2 separate regions of the Homo sapiens genome follow, and region 2 is linked to region 1. A link is a loop called in an ENCODE intact Hi-C map of the cell type or tissue named here. Cell type or tissue: heart left ventricle. All regions are shown on one strand.

Evidence for each region. Hi-C counts contacts between places; a loop is a spot of excess contacts. Peaks named below come from ENCODE experiments on the same cell type or tissue, not always from the same donor. Only the 100,000 strongest peaks of a DNase experiment are listed, where the experiment ranks them.
Region 2: a loop joins it to region 1, with 21 times the contacts of the local background. A loop is called at or near these places in 5 of 110 quality-filtered maps.

Annotation. Positions count from the first base shown.
Region 1 is chr2:80,361,329-80,366,328 of GRCh38, forward strand. All of the region lies in intron 7 of CTNNA2 (catenin alpha 2), which reads left to right. LOC105374824 (a long non-coding RNA gene) reads right to left here and starts at 2,719. Exons shown (of 3, transcript XR_940286.3): 1 at 2,608-2,719; 2 at 1,093-1,142. RefSeq lists enhancers at 3,358-4,143, 4,445-4,962. In heart left ventricle, no CTCF peak of the experiment used is centred here; no DNase peak of the experiment used is centred here; H3K4me3 peaks cover 363 bases; H3K27ac peaks cover 665 bases.
Region 2 is chr2:80,480,093-80,485,092 of GRCh38, forward strand. The region is part of intron 9 of CTNNA2 (catenin alpha 2); the gene reads left to right. Among named protein-coding and RNA genes, the nearest start is that of LRRTM1, 180 kb to the left of the region's middle. RefSeq lists a silencer at 2,678-2,878. In heart left ventricle, no CTCF peak of the experiment used is centred here; no DNase peak of the experiment used is centred here; H3K27ac peaks cover 312 bases.

The DNA.
Region 1 (5,000 bases):
TCCTCACTTGGGCCACACCATTATATTAGTTTTTTTACTCAGCGTGGGTGCAAAATGGATTGTAGCTCACTGGGTTCTGAATATATAACAACAAAAACTGTCATTCTTGTTTCATAAAGTGAAGGTAATCCTAAGGAGTATGGTTAAAGTAAATGTTCACAAACTACATGTAGTTTCTTGAATGGCTTATTCTTATTTCTAAGACAACACATCAGTAGTTTGACTTCCATTTGGGTGACACATAGTACCAGTTCCCAAAAAAAGGACATTTTAAAAATCATGACATGACACGGTCACAACTAGAAAAATACAGCAGGATTAGTAGCTGTGATGAATAGGGAGGTGCAAGGGATGGATTCTGGAGGCCAGGCCTGAACTCCATCTGTTGTTTATTATGTGTGTCACCTGTTGGGGAAATATAATTTAGAACAAAATCTCCTCCTTCCCCCCAAAACCTCTCCATGAAGGTGGAAGAGAAAGAAAATGGTTTCATTGTTGTATAAGTACTAAACAAGAATATGATGTGCATCATAGACCGCCTACTAAGAGATTGCAAAGACAAAAAGAAATCACACCTTTTTAAAAAGCCAAATAGATGCAACCCATCCCATACATGTTCTTAAGATAAACTATAACTAGTCCTCTAGTAAGAGGACTTGACAGCACCATTTGTCACACACAGTTCAACCTGAATTCACTTGGTAATTAGGGTGACCATCTGTTTTAGCTAATTGACTTTGTCTCAAAGAAAAACAAACTCTTATCTTTATGACATGAGGCAGTTTTGCAATTTGGAGAAAGGAACCTAAATGAAGTTAGGTTCCTACCCCTGCCACAGAACTGGTTGATAAGGATGCTTTCTTCCTTGATAACATTTCAAAGAGATAGTTCCCAGGTCCTTGAGAAAGACACTCCTCCATTATAAGGCTGGCAAGAGGCTTATTTAACTTTGAAAAAGATTTACATACATTTCAAAGAGACTGAAAAATAATTTACAAGTTTTCTAAAGCAAGAAAAAGGATGAGGGAGAGGTCTCTTCTCTATTTTCAACAGAGAGAATTATTTACTTTTTCTTTTTTGATTTGTGCTTACCCTTACACATCTTAGGAAGCCACTCAATCTTCTTGAATCTTTTTTCTCATCTGTGAAAGGGGAGTAATAACACTCTTAATTATTTCACATCACACAGGGCCTAAGAAAAGTAACTGTGCAAAACTCACTTGTCATTTTAGATGCTGAAATTACTAGAAATGAGATATCTTTACTGGTTAATACATGAATCTAATATTTAAGTGGAAACTTAACGTTTTTAAAAGAGTCTCTCTCTACAAGGCCAAGAATCTTTTTGCAACAAAAATGTGTCAGCTCTACATTTATCGGTTGGAGTTGAACATTTACTCTCTCTGCACGTCTTACCCATAAGAACCAGTTTTCTGTAAATGTTGTGTATGAATTCTCTTGTTATCAATGTGTTCTTGTTCCATAGTAGTATTAACAATAAATGTTAGGAACTGGGCGTGGTGGTGCATGCCTGTAATCCCAGCTACTTGGGAGGCTGAGCCAGGAGGATTGCTTCAGTCCAGGAGTTTGAGGCTTAGGTTTGCTATATATCAGGCCTGTGAATTACCACTGCACCATGGCATTCTAGCCTGGGCAACATAGCAAGACATCGTCTCAAAAAAAAAAAAAAAAAAGTCACAGTAAATTCAAGCTGTTCTAACTTATTAACTAATTCATCTAGATATATTTTTCAGAAATTGTATTTTTATAAAGACATGTCCTAAATAATTATTTTGGTTTAAAAAATCCTGCAAGATACATTTTAATACAAAAATAAATATAAGTACAAGAAATGAATTTAGATATGGTGGAAAACAAGCACAGAAATATTTTTTCTTCAGAAATGATTTTTAAAAACATGAAGAAAAAAAAATGATGCCATTGCTTGAATTCAGAGGTACTTCGATTTGACAGATTTGACATATCATGAGATAAAGTACAAGCAAAGCAAAAATAACTAAAAATAGCTCCATGGTAATGCTAAGTATAAGAATTAAATTGAAGATTGAAAGACTCAAAAATCTCAAGCATGCTACATGATTTTACCAGCTCTCTCAAATAAAGCCGGGCTCAGTAAATGCTCTGGTGACTGAAACAATGCTAAGATTGGGCTTTGTTCTTCAGACATGGAATTCATCACCTTCGTGGTGATGAATCATTGGTGAGGCCCTAATTATTAAACAAGATGTCGAATCAAAGCTATCCTCCTCTATTTGCGTGAGGATTTCTGTACTTAGAATTGAGTCCTGCCACATTCTTATAATGGTGCGTGCATATGGGTAGCAGGTATACACACCAATAAATAATGTGGCTAGTATGATTCTGGAAATTACAATGCCAGTTAGAAATTATTCAGAATGGAATAAAATATTTAAAACCCCTGCTATAAATCTTAGCCAGGAAATAAATTTTCATGAGACCAGTGATTAACCCAATAGCAAAACGGAATTTATATCAACCATTCATTAATCCCATTTCCCTTCTCCCAATACCATTAATTAAGTGTCTGTTCAATTCCCATTCCTGTGCTACACTTGTGTCGCTTACCCAATTACAGCTAATTTTCTTGCATGCAACGGGAGTGGTAATAGCCTCTAACAGTTGTTGAAATGTGGTTCCTAGCGTTTACTGCAGTGTGTCATCCTTAAATATTCTCTAACATGTTTTCTAATTCTGTTTCTAAAATCGAGTTTGTGTGGGGAGGACTGAGTTGAATACAGTAAGTGGGTGGTTTCCTTCCTTTCAGGTCCTCGGAGACCCTTATCTGATTTAAGTTTTGCCTCAGGAGAAAGCTGTACCACTGAGATTGCTAAAAATAACTGTTCTCCTGTCTTGCTGTTTTGCCTATGATTCTCTTGGAGAAAAAAGCTTTGGAAAATAAACTTTTGAAGGCGTGTTTTTATAAATTATCTGATCACTTCTTCAGAGTTCAATAGAAAGGGTCAATTTTAAAATTAAAGCCTCTGTAACAAGATGTTCTTTTCTCTTTTCTCCTTTCCCTTTTTAAAACACAGTTTACAAAAAAGGAGATGGTGAAGCCTGAAAATATTAAATATAAACTCTTTGCCTTATTTTAGTCGTTCCTAAAATTATGGGTGTAATTTCAGTTTGTGTATTCTAAAAGTAAGTTTCCCATGGATGTCTGTATTATAATTTGAGAGAAAGTAATTTTTTTTTTTTTTTTTTTTCTGATGGTTCCTCACTTGTCAGTGGCTCCTAATGATTTACTTGATTTAAGTACTTTGTATCTTCCCTCTGACACTCCTCATACTTTTCTTTCCTCACCCCAGGTAATTGATGATCTGTAAATAAACACTTCAACTCATTAGAGAAGCTCACTGTTTAAAATAAGCCTGCAGAGAATCCTTTTGTTAAGGAAATAAGCCTTTTATAATCACCTCTGTGTCTTCTGCACAGATTTTTAGTCTATCAGCTTTTCCTTAAAGCAGAAAGTGTTTTATCTTTTCTAAGCAAGGGAAAGATTCCCTTGATATGTAGCTGGGCTCTAGAGGGGAGAACAGGGAAGAAACTCGGGTTTATGATTAGTGATGGGGTTAAATGCGATAGTAACAGCTCGATTTAGTGGCATTGGCTAAAGCGTGCTCCTACACACTGTAATCCAGTCATCTGTGGGGTTTGGCCTTCATGTAACATCACTTCTTTCTTTTTATCTACATACCTGCATACCTGGCCTTGTGCCTCTTCCCATTCCCCTGTAATTGGAAATGGCATCTATTTGGGGTTGTTGTCACCACCTTTACCGTATCTATTCAAAACTTAATCTACATACATCAAATCGTTCAAAGAAAACCTGTGCAATTCCAATCAACTCTAATATCCAGTTGTTTCTAACATGAAATTCAAGGGACTACTTCAAAGCCACTTGGAGAGTAGCTTTCTTCCCATCAAAGAATGAGTAGTAGGCACCCACTGTTCACTGTTGACATGCTGACAGTGCAGCCCTGCATAAACACAACCGCTTGCCCTCTCACAGCTTATATTTTAAAGGTTGTAAAATCTTGTTTTTGTCATATCTGGCAATAGTATTTTGTAAATTATTTTTTACATGATTTTTTAAAAATGTACTCATCAAAATGAGCTGGCACATATAAGCTCATTATATTTTTACATTTTAGCAAAAACACTGTCTTTTGCCTACAACATGATAGTTTGTGTTTTTTGGAAAAAAAAAAAAAACAACAACAACTCTATTATGGTCTTCATAGTGTTTCTAATTTCTAAAATCATTTTGGCCTGTAGACACTTTTAAAAAAAAGATGCTCTCTAAATATGAGGAACATAAGATTGTGTAACTGTTTTCATAAGTGAAAAACTTACACTTACCATTGTCATCTGAGAGGAAATAATGGTTTAATTAGTTTTTAGATAAAAAGATTTTTGCAATCAGACTGTGTTTGTAATGGCATTTATAAAACAATTTCCCCCTACAGTAGCATTGTAATTAAGACTTTCAATGAATCAGAGGAGAAGAGTGCATTTTTCCCCCTGTGGTCGGCTGTTATGCTTGCCCCTCGGGGCCTGCTGCTCTCCTGCATCAGGCTTGCACTAATGCCCACTAATGCCCTGTAATTGTGTTTCACTTCCTCTAATTAAACTGACAGGGAACTCGAATTGCTGTCACTTACCTTAATGATAGGGAAGGTAATGGGATTAGAATGTGGCAATTCTCACACAGAACACTTAACATCCCAAATACCAGTTTACCAGGAAGAATGCATTTCAGGGAAGACCTAAGGACTTCTGGGGTTCTGGTCCCACCTCTTGGGCAATACAATATGTGAGTTAGAAAGGTCACAAAGAATATCTTCTTCATGGGCGTGCTCCTCTGAACATCAGCTCCTGAAGATTTTAATGGATATTACAAGAGAAAAACATTTCTGAGGCCCAGTAGAAGTTGGAAAAGCAGGGTTAATCAAGTT
Region 2 (5,000 bases), 120 kb after region 1:
ATATGCCCAATAAAAAATAAAATGTAAACCTTACCCATTATTTGCATGTTAATATAATTTATAATTTATTTTTCCCACAAATTAAAGTTTTAAAAGTTGACAAAATGAAAAATTTTATGCATTTTCCTACATGGAATTGGACAAAGAGCTCTAACTCAATGCTTTTCATCTACCAGAGGTGAGAAGGCACAGTGTTTTATTTTTAAAATGTAAAAAAAGATAATTTTAAAATTTATTATAAAATCTAGATGAATGGTATTTTTTTCAGACCTATAAAATAAAAGCCCCAATTTTAAAAATTAGATTTAACAGACATGAAATTAGTGTCTAATATTCCTGTAAGAGTTTCCAAATCTTTACACCCAATTCCTATGTTTATCTCATCATGGAGTAGGACTGGTAAGTTTGCAGACTTGCCCCAGTCTATGAGATGTAAGTATCGTTGCTTGTGAGAAAACTAGGCCTATTGTGCGACCTGAACCTATTGATGTAAAATTTTGTAATCTTAAATTGGCATCTTGAATTTTCAATCCAGGGCTTATGTGAGATGTCTTTAATAATTCAGAACCTTTCCTACCTAAAATTAGGATGCTCTGTTGATTGGAGGTAGAAGTCTGAGCTTCCCTTTGCAAGCTTTTACGCTAATTATCACATGACAGCAAGCCATTCACTTATCACCTCTATATGCTAGTTTTCTCATTTGCCAAATGTGTCTAAAAGGACCCTCTATTTTTCCCTGACATGGCTTTTATACCTAGAGAAATAAATGTGTAGGAAAGCACTTTAATAAGATAGTTGCGATAAATAAATGACTCCTAGGAATCCCACACCAAGGAATTCATTTACGTTCAGGTGGGTGAACAGGTGAGTGAAATGTATTTTCTAGCTCTAAACCTAAGCATCTTTTGAGCCACTTCTGAGTTTTGCAAAATGCAATGTCCATCCAAGCTACTAATTAGTTGAAAACTGAGCCACATTTGGTTACCTGGACATTCCTTTTCATTACTAATATACCTTGGTTGAGGTAAAATGCCAAATTATATGCCAGAAACCTGCAAGAATGACAGTAACTCTGGTGGCTAAATTAGTGCAAGAGAGAAGTTTAGCTGTGAAAGTAATCTCTATTATTTTGTGCTTCCTTATACTCAAATCATGTTTAAGTGTCTAATGGCAGAGGAGTCGTGGTACAAATATGTCTGTTCTCATTTCTTTGGGGTATTGTATACATTGACTTAACACCCCATTCCCAAGTTCCTCGTTTGTAAAATGGTGATAATAATAGTACCTGCTTCATAGGGTTGTTGTTAAGGGAACTAATTAGATAATTCAGTCAGGAACTTAAAAGTGTTTGGTGCACGGTAAAGGCTTAATACATGACAGGTATTATTAGTATGAATAATGTTTGTTTTAACAGAAGTACCTAATCAGAGGAAATTATGCTTCTTAACAAGTGGTACAATCGCTTGGTAAACAGATTGGTCTAACACTAGAAGGATGTTAAACCTGACCTTCTTATTGGACCCTCACCAGTCAAAGGACCTCAGAGTTTTTCGTCTTATTCTGCTTCTTAGTACAGGGAACATCATCTTTCAGATAGAAACAAAGCAGTCGTCTATTATTAAGGACTACAAACTTGTTGAGCTTTTGCTTTGCAGCCTCTATGGATCACGGATTATAATTAAGAACCAAGGTTTAATGCCTCCTTTTAATCATGCAAACATATATGACAGTAAATATTAAATAAGAAAAAAAATGATACTATAAAGGACTTCATGCCTTCCACAAACCTAGAAGGTAAACAAGTGTCTACTTGTTGGAAAAAACAATTGTAATTTCCCAAGAATATATCTGATGGAGAACCAAGTTTAGATGGCCATATCGGGGAGATTACTTCCAGTAAATAGATCTCATTTGCTATGAATCATGGACATTTAACAACATATGCAAAATGTTAAGACTTAGAATTGTATTTCCCAAGGTCTTAATTTAATTTAATTTAATTTAATTTAATTTAATTACTTCAGTCATGTAATAGTCTTTAGAAATAAAGGCAACAGACTTTGATTAATCTGGTGATCCAATCCTCCTCCTCCTCCTCCCAAAAGTCTGTCAGACATGAATCTGGGCCAGAATTTTCATCTGGGAACACCTTGAAACCTAAGTGGCTGAGTGTGAGCTTCATGTAATCCCTCCAATAAGGAAACTCTAACTTTTAAAGGGTCTCTTGACATGCGTGGTAATTACAGGAGTACAGTTCCTGGTACTGGTAGGTGGTGGCTGAAAAAGGAATATTTAGAGCAGGGGTCAGCTAGCTTTCTGGAAAGGGCCTATTGTGATCATTTTAGGCGTTATGAGACGGACAGTCTGTCACAACTGCTCAACTTTGCCATTGTAATGTGAAAGCAACTATAGACAATAGGTAAATGAATGAGAATGGCTGTGTTCCAAGAAAACTGTATTTACAAAAAGAGGCAGCAGGCTAGCTTTAATCCAAGGGCCATAGCTTGCTGACCCTTCATCTAGAGAAATGGTTGCTAATGTAACAGGGAGCTACTGGCCAAATTAAGCTAGAAGGTGTATTATTTTTTGATTCCACAGTGTCAATCTCCATGATGTTCATATTTTCTACTAGTTGCCAACATTTAAAAATCAGGAGATTTTTTACATACAAATATGCAATCTGATATCTGAAAAACATGCAAAGATCTGGTAACACCCATCTGTCTTCCTCCACAGCAACAATAGTTGTGCCCGCTTCAGAACAAGAACTTGCTTTCTTGTTCTCCACAATACTCACCATTCCCTGGTGCCTTCCAGAAATTCAGGCCCACTTCCTTCATTTACACTACCTGTCTTGCCCTGGCTCTGCTCCTGGAAGAACTTGATTTTGTGAACACTTTTTAGTAGATCTTATCTTTCTTCCTCTTTCACTCCTTGTTCCTGAAAGCTATCTCATTTTGGCTCACTGAGGCTGAGGACCAGGCATGCTTTTGCAAACTGATATATGGCTGTACAATAGTATTAGTGTCTCTGAGAGAGTAGCATAGCTGAGCTCTAGAAGTAGTGAACATTTTGTACCTTTTGTTCATTTCCTACAGCCATCCTAAAATGATATATCAGTTTTCAAGTCTGTTTCCCTCTCCCTTCTTTCTTTCATTCCCATCTAGTACACCAGAAAAAGTGTACATGTTTCTATTCTTATCCTTCAGCATTTTATATCTTTTAATCAGATGATTTGCAGTCTCTTTTTGTCCATCTAGAGTCATGTTGTTGTTTTATATATATATATATATATTTACATATGTATATATTTAATAAAAGTAGATTATTTATTGTGCATCAAAGATGATCAGGTCTGCACTGAATGTGAGATTTTAATTACATGATTCAATGTATTTAATTCAACTCATTCAATCCTACTATGTACCAGGCACTGTGTTGGGCATTGAAATGTAAAGTCAGAGTTCCTGTCTTGGAAGAGGGGTGCAAGTAAACAGAGACTTTGAAATGGAGAATCTTATCTACAGAATATTTTGAATTTACAAATAAGTCCATATATGAACTAAGGAGAATGGTGGAAGACACAACTCTTTACCAAAAACTTATTTTAAATGAGTGGTGAGTTGGTTTCAGTTCAGAAAACAAAGTATTGGGATAAATAGGAAATTCTGTGATTTGATAAATTGAGTCATGGATGTTTTATTTAACATCTGAAAAAGTACTCTGTGCTGAAGAATGAATAGTGAGACTTCAGTCTTTTAAAGACCTGTGCAGGGCTGTACAGTGTAGCTTGGTGCCAAGCAGACAAAAACTAATGAAGAGAAAACCTTGCAAGGATTTGTAAGGCAATAAATGAACTTCATCATGGGTAAATGTGAAGTAGCTGCTTGAAGGAAAAAGAATACAAATTATTATGAGATGATGTTCTTTGGGCTGTCAGTTATGCTGTATAAAAAGAGTCATTGAAGAATGTTCACTAATGACATTAGTCCATTATGAGTTAGAAATAAAGTACCACCAAAGTATTGGGAACCACCAAGAAATATATAGAAAACCAAACATTGGTTTTTTAATTTTTTTAATTTAAAGTATGCTCACTTATGTGTGGAATTCTGAATGCGCTTGTGGTCAATACATTTAAAGCAAGATTTGTGATACTGATTTATAACACGTACCTATGATAATCCAGACATGTAGCAGATGTTCCACAAAGAGCAGTTAAAGAGGTATATGTGGGCATGTACCCGATACATAGTGTGTGTGCATTAGAGAGCTGTTGAATAAGTGAATATGGGCAGAATGGGACTGAAAACAGTGTCTAGTGTCTTAAAATTAATAATAGTAATAATACTTGGCTCATTGGCTGTTCGGCGAAAAAGGAATATGATTGAAATATGTAAACAAACCTCTGATGCATATGGAACAGGAAATAGCCTTTGTCCTAGTCTATAGCACATGAATGGGAGGGAGAAGGGGAGCAGTTTCCAAGAAAGGAATGCAAACCTGAGAAATTGCTGTAGGACAGCTATCATTGTTTTGATACCAAATAATAAACATGGAACTCATTCTGTGATAATGTACATACTTATAATTCAAAGGCAGAAAGTTTTTGTTAAACAAAATAATGGGTCTGGCTGGGCGCAGTGACTCACACCTGTAATCCCAGCACTTTGGGAGGCCAAGGCGGGCGGATCACTAGGTCCGGAGATCGAGACCATCCTGGCTACCACGGTGAAACCTTGTCTCTACTGAAAATACAAAAAATTAGCCGGGCAAGGTGGTGGGCACCTGTAGTCCCAGCTACTCGGGAGGCTGAGGCAGGAGAATGGCGTGAACCTGGGAGGTGGAGCTTGCAGTGAGCCGAGACTGTGCCACTGCATTCCAGCCTGTGTGACAGAGCGAGACTCCGTCTTAAATAATAATAATAACAATAATAATAATAATGGGTCTATGAATGAATCTTAAAAATGCTTTACTCATTTGTTTTGCAGAATAGTTTG